Regions from separate parts of the Homo sapiens genome. Here region 1 is linked to region 2. Evidence: chromatin contacts called from ENCODE Hi-C or POLR2A ChIA-PET data. All regions are on one chromosome and are shown on one strand. Each heading gives the region's core, a stretch centred on a gene start or an enhancer-like site at or near the end of the contact. The rest is flanking DNA. Distances are from core to core; before and after follow the strand shown. Region 1 holds the start of SLC8A1 (solute carrier family 8 member A1). Region 2 holds the start of SLC8A1-AS1 (SLC8A1 antisense RNA 1).

Region 1 (3,106 bases), core at 495-2,994, 530 kb before region 2:
TCATTCAGACGGCCTCAGCATCACTTCAACACTTGCCTACCCCAGGCCTGCTCCAGGTCTATTGAAAAAGAATCTGCAATCCCCATGTGATTCATACTCACATTCATGTTTGAGGAGTATTGGCCTAGAGCAGTGGTTCTCAACCTTCATTGCACATAGGAATCAACCAGGCATCTTAAAAACAAATTAAGGCTGTCTGGGGCCCACCTGCAGAGAGTCAAAGTTAATCAGTTTGGGGGTGTGGCCTAAGCACTGGGATTTTTAAAAACGGCCCAGGAGATTCTGAGGTGCAAGGAGGGTTGAGAGCCACTGGCACAGGGGCAGAAGAGGCTATTTCTTCCATTCCGCCCCCTCTTTGTTGCGGAGGCAAACTGAGGTTCCTGGAGTCAGAATCTATCAGTCGTGGTGACTGCCCTGGTTGCACTGTAAGTATGGGGGGACGTCTCCACGAAAAAAAACTAACTTTCTGCCTTGTGCTCTGCAGGTCCCTCCTTCTCCCACCTTCCCCAAGTAGCTGCTCCTGACCCCCCCACACACCTTGGCAAACGACACCAGTGGCCGATAGCAACTGGTGTTTTAAAAATACTAATTTGGAGCCCCATTTGAGACCTACAACGGGAGAGTCTGCATCAGATTCGGCCTCAGATTCTACAGCATCTGACTACATTCCCAGGTGTGTGTGATGCGCAGCCAGGTTTGGAAGCTAGTGAACTCCACAGTAGGTCTAGCCTTTCACCACGTGAAGTCATTAAGGGTTTGTAAGAATGAATGAGCTGTCAAGAGAGGAAAGGCCTGGTGCAGTGTTCCTTTATTAATTATGAGGAAAGTGATTTATTGGCAATGATAATGCTTCTCTTGGAAAGGGCAAAGAATGGTTCGTCGATTGCTGCATTAGGTTTTTTCCCACTCAACCTTAATGCTCGGCTTTTACTCCTCACTGTAGTTTAAAACCAGCACGCCTTTCACACGAAACAGACTCTGGGTCTTTATTCCCAGGTGAAACGCATCTTTGAGGGAAATACCAACACAGAGACTCTGTCCCAGTTCTTGGCCGGGGGACACCCTCCCCCGAATATCTCTGTTTGCTTGTGTCAGCATCTAGTAGCCAACGTATAGTTGTGCATATCTGATACGTAGAAAAACACAGGGTGAGGATTAAAAAAAAAATCATTGATATATGCCCAGATCCTTTTGCTAAAAGAAAGCTTCCTTTAGCAGAAGGGCAGGAAGTGAGGGAAGAAAGATAGTTGGATTAACAAAGTCAGAGGTGAGAAACGGGTAGGCGAATTGGGGGTCAGGGTTCTGTCTGCGGAAGAGAAGAAGAGGGTTCAAAAGAAAAGTTGCAGCGCCTGTGTGCGCGTGTCATCGATGGGCTGGGTGCGAGAGACAGCGCTAGCGCGCGGCCACAACGCACTGCGGGGCCGAGAGCCGGCAGGAAATCGAAAAAGCTGCTCGCCGGCAGAGGCTGGGAGGCTGGAAGGGCTCCCCACCCGCTCGGTGCTCCAGAAACGCGCCGGCTTTGCCCCGACGCGATCGCCTGGGGAGCCCAAGGGGCGCGCAGGGGGCCCCGGGGCGCCCGGCAGCCGCGGGGCCGAGCGCGCGTGTGAGCGAGTGCGAGGCTGCGGGCGGCGGGCGGGCGAGTGTGCGCGGGAGGGAGGGGGAGCGCGCGCGCGCCCGGGCCCCGGCCCTCCCAGCCTCCCGGCCTCCGCGCCTGCCTCCCGCCCGCGCGCACCGCTGCCCGCTGCCGCGGCTCCCGCTCGCGCCGGCGCTGCACGGTAGTCAGCCCGCCGCCGCCGCCTGCTTTGTGCTTCCCACAGAAGATGGGAGCGACCTCTTCCTGATCGGGAGCTGTTTAAAAGGAGGGAGTGCGCCGTATTTTCTACTAGCGTGGAGGAACGGAGGAAGAATCCATTCACACTCCCCAAACCAGGTAGGATCTTATGATGGACAGGCAGAAGGCATTTAGTCAGAGACCAAGAACTATTTTCCATTTGCTGCTCATAAGGCTACACTTCCCTCTGCTTTGGCAAACGAGCGGCTTCTAAATTTGTGTGTGTGTGTGTGTGTGTGTGTGTGTGTGTGTGTGTGTGTGTGTGATGTGGTGTGTGCGCGCCTGCACATTTTTCTGGGTGTCCGCGCTTCCCAGAGTGAAATTGCTCGGGCTGGTGCGTCTGGGCGTGAGGGTGCCTGCCTGCCTGCCAGTGCAGGCTGCCGGAGGAAGAAAGGGCTGCTAAGGAGAGATGCTGCACCCTGCACCGCGCTGGGCTCTGAGGATTCAGGGCGCGAAGAGCTAAGTCCACCCCGAATGCAGAGCTGCTGGGGATCCAGGCGTCCCCACCCACTGGACTCTTCTCCGCGGACATCCCTCCTTCCGGTAATCCCTGGGGTCTTTCCCCAAGGCCACATTTCCGAGCCCCCTGTTTTCCAGCGGGCGTTGGGTGCTCATTCACCACGGACTGCGGAGAGGAGGGAGGTGTGGCGGGGCAGAGACAGACGAGGAAGAAATGTAGGGGGTAGCAGGGAGTGGGCTGCGGGGTCCACGTCTCTGGGCACTGTGCCGTGGTGTGCTTTGGGGATTCTGCACACACAGGCATCTTTCCCCAAGAGATTGGAAGGGAACTTTGCAGCTGCATTCTCTGCCTCTGGAGCTTTGCTGGCTCTTGGGGGAAATGGTCTGTGTTCTGAGATGTGAAGATATCCTTTTTGGCTCCTCCTTAATGAAGAAGAGGGCGGTCTTATAGCTGGACAGCCGGCCAAAGAAACCAAATCCGCCCAGGCGATGCTCTTGAAAATACAGTACGTGTGCATCCTTGATTCTTTAAATCCACCCCCTGCATCACCCCCGCCTCTTCTCTATCCCCCCCACCACCCCGTGGATTCTGTTGCTGTTTGATGAATGGCTTGGGCTGGCAATTTGTATTTCCCTCTCCAAAGTGGTAGTGGTTGAGTTGAGAACAGGGGTGATGAAATTTAACAAAGCATTTTTAGAAGAGAGCAATGTGCATGTTGTACGCAGTCATTGGAAAGTCATGCTTTGCGCTAGGTATCCTTTTGAAGCCCCCGAACCTGGCTCTCCTGAAGCCGCTCTCTCTCTCTCCTGCTAGTC
Region 2 (3,110 bases), core at 463-2,962:
GAAAAAAACTTACAAAAATCCTGGAAAAATAATTCAAGATAATTAAAGAAGCTCAATGAGATACAAGAGAACACAGGTAAATAATACAAAGAAATCAGAAAAACAGTTTAGGATATGAATGAGAAATTTACCAAAGAGATATCATAAAAAATAATCAAACAGAAATTCTGGAAATGAATAATTCAATGACCTAACAGACATTTATAGAACATTTCATCCAACAGCTGCAGAATACACATTCTTCTTACCAACACATGGAACATTCTCCAGGATAGACCATATGTTAGGCCACAAAACAAGCCTCAACAAATTTTTAAAAATGGAAGTCACATCAAGTATCTTTTCAGACCACAATGGAATAAAGCTAAAAGCAATAACAAGAGAAACTTTGGAAACTGCAAATACATGAAAATTAAACAACATGCTCCAGTATGACCACTGGATCAATGAAGAAATTGAGCAAATCAAAAAATATCTTGAAATACAGTATACCAAGACCTATGGGATATAGATGGAAGTACACAGCACTAAATGCCTACATCAAAAAAGTAGAAAGATTTCAAATATGCCATCTAACAATGCACTTCAAGGAACTAAAAGAGAAAGAAAAACCAAACACACAAGTAGAAGGAAATAAATTTTAAAATTAGAACAGAACTAAACAAAAGAGACCAAAAACAATATAAAAAAATCAATAAAATGAAAAGTTGGTTTTTTGACAAGATAAACAAAATCAATAGCTAGACCAACCAAGGAAAAAACTAGAGAAAACCCAAACAATCAGAAATGAAAAAGGAAACATTACAATTGGTACTACAGAAACAACAAAGATCAGAGACAATTATAAACAACTATATGCCAACAAAGGTGGAAAACCTAGAGGAAATGAACAAATTTTTGGACACATACAACCTACCAAGATTGAATCAGGAATAGAATACCTATACAGAGTAAGGAGCAAAGAGTTTGAATCAGTAGCAAAGTCTCCCAACACAGAAAAGCCCAGGACTAGATGGCTTCACTGCCAAATTCTACCCAACTTGCAAACAACACCAATTCTTCTCAAACTATCTTAAATTGAGAAGGAGGGAATTCTTCCCAACTCATTCTACAAGGCCAGCATTATCCTGATACCAAAACCAGACAAAGACACAACAACAACAAAGAAAACTACAGACCAATATCCCTGATAAGCATAGATACAAAATTCCTCAAAAAAATACTAGCAAACCAAATCCAACAGCACATCAAAAAGATGAAACACCACAATCAGGTAAGATTTATCCCAGGGATGCAAAGATGGTTCAACACGCACAAATCAATAAATGTGATACATCACATCAACAGAATGAAGGACAAAAACCATATGCTCTTCTCAATAGATTTTTAAAAAGCATCTGATAAAATTCAGCATTTCCTCATGATAAAACCTCTCAACAAAGTAGGCACAGAAGAGAACTTACCTCAACATAACAAAGGCTGTATATGACAAACCCACAGTAAACATGATATTGAGTGGGGAAAAGCTGACATTCTTTCCCCTAAGAACTAGAAAGAGTTCCTAGGGGAAAGAGTTTCACTTTCACCACTAGAATTTTACTTAATGTATTAGTGCATTCTCACACTGCTATAAAGAACTGCCTGAGACTGGGTAATTTATAAAGAAAAGAGGTTTAATTGACTCACAGTTCTGCATTGCTGGGGAGGCCTCAGGAAACTTAACAATCATGGCATAAGGAAAAGGAGAAGCACACAACTTTGTAGGGAGGAAGGTCAGAGTGAGCACAAGCAGGGGAAATGCCAGATGCTTATGAAACCATCAGATCTCATGAGAACTCACTATCATGAGAATAGCATGGAGGAAGCTGCCCCCAAGATCCCATTACCTCTACCTGGTCCTGCGCTTGACATGTAGGGATTATGGAGATTACAATTCCAGGTGAGATTTGGGTGGGAACATACAGCCAAACCATATCACATAATATTAGAAGTCCTAGCCAGACCAATCAGGTAAGAGAAATAAAAGGCATTCAAATTGGAACAGAGGAAGTCAAGTTGCTCTCTTTGCAAATAACTTAATCTTATATCTAGAAAAAACTAAAAACTCCATTAAAAACCCTCAATTTGATATATACATTCAGTGAAGTTGCAAGAAACAAAATCAACATGCAAAAATCATAGCATTTCTATACATGATTAGTGACCTAGCTGATGAAGCAATCAAGAAAACAATCCCATTTACAACAGCTATAGAAGTAAAATATAATACCTACGAATCGATTTAACCAAAAAGGTGAAAGACTTCTATAAGGAAAAGTACAAAACACTGATGAAAAAAGTTGAACACAAATAAATGGAAAGACATCCCATGCTCATGCGTCAGAAGAATATTGTTAAAATAACCATACTACCAAAAGCAATCTACAGATCCAATGCAATCCCTATCAAAATACTAATGTCATTTTTCACAGAAATAGAAAAAACAATCCAAAAATTTATATGGAAGCTGAAAAGAGCCAGAATAGCCAAAGCAATCCTGAGTAGAAAGAACAAAGCTGGAGGCATCACACCACCTGACTTCAAAATATGTTACAAGACTCTAGTAACCAAAATTGCATGGTACTAGTATAAAAACAGACACATAGGCCAGTGGAAAGAAACAGAGGCCCCATACATAAATTCACATAGTTACAACAAACTGATTTTTTTTTATAAAGGTGCCAAGAACATATTGGGAAAAGGACACTCTCTTCAATAAATACTGCTGGGAAAACTGAATATCAACATGCAGAAGAATGAAACCCGATCCCTATCTCACCATATGTAAAAATCAAGTGAAGATGGATTAAAGGTAAATGTAAAACCCAAAACTATAAATCTATTAGAAGAAAACATAGTGGGACCAGGTGCAGTGGCTCATGCCTGTAATCCCAGTACTTTGGGAGGCCAAGGCAGGAGGATCACCTGAGTTCAGGAGTTCAAGACCAGCCTGGCCAACATGCCGAAACCATCTCTACTAAAAATTCAAAAAAAAATTAGCCAGGCATGGTGGCATGCATCTGTAATCCCACCTACTCAGGAGGCTGAGGCAAGAGAATAGCTTGAACCCA

What was found. Hi-C counts contacts between places; a loop is a spot of excess contacts on that map. ChIA-PET counts read pairs that join two places held with the same protein, here RNA polymerase II (POLR2A). Pooled maps may share reads with other maps.
Region 1: a map of PC-3 shows a loop between it and region 2 (4-fold over the local background). The contact joins the promoter of SLC8A1 here to the promoter of SLC8A1-AS1 in region 2. A Hi-C loop is called at or near these places in 13 of 168 maps with a recorded cell type or tissue (Caco-2, IMR-90, MCF 10A and 9 more), 5 of 37 single-sample maps with no recorded cell type and 35 of 50 pooled maps. POLR2A ChIA-PET finds 5 or more read pairs at or near these places in 1 of 52 experiments (BJ).

What each region holds. Positions count from the first base shown.
Region 1 is chr2:40,450,728-40,453,833 of GRCh38, reverse strand. SLC8A1 (solute carrier family 8 member A1) reads left to right here and starts at 1,744. Exons shown (of 11, transcript NM_021097.5): 1 at 1,744-1,930.
Region 2 is chr2:39,916,236-39,919,345 of GRCh38, reverse strand. SLC8A1-AS1 (SLC8A1 antisense RNA 1) reads right to left here and starts at 1,712. Exons shown (of 5, transcript NR_038441.1): 1 at 1,687-1,712.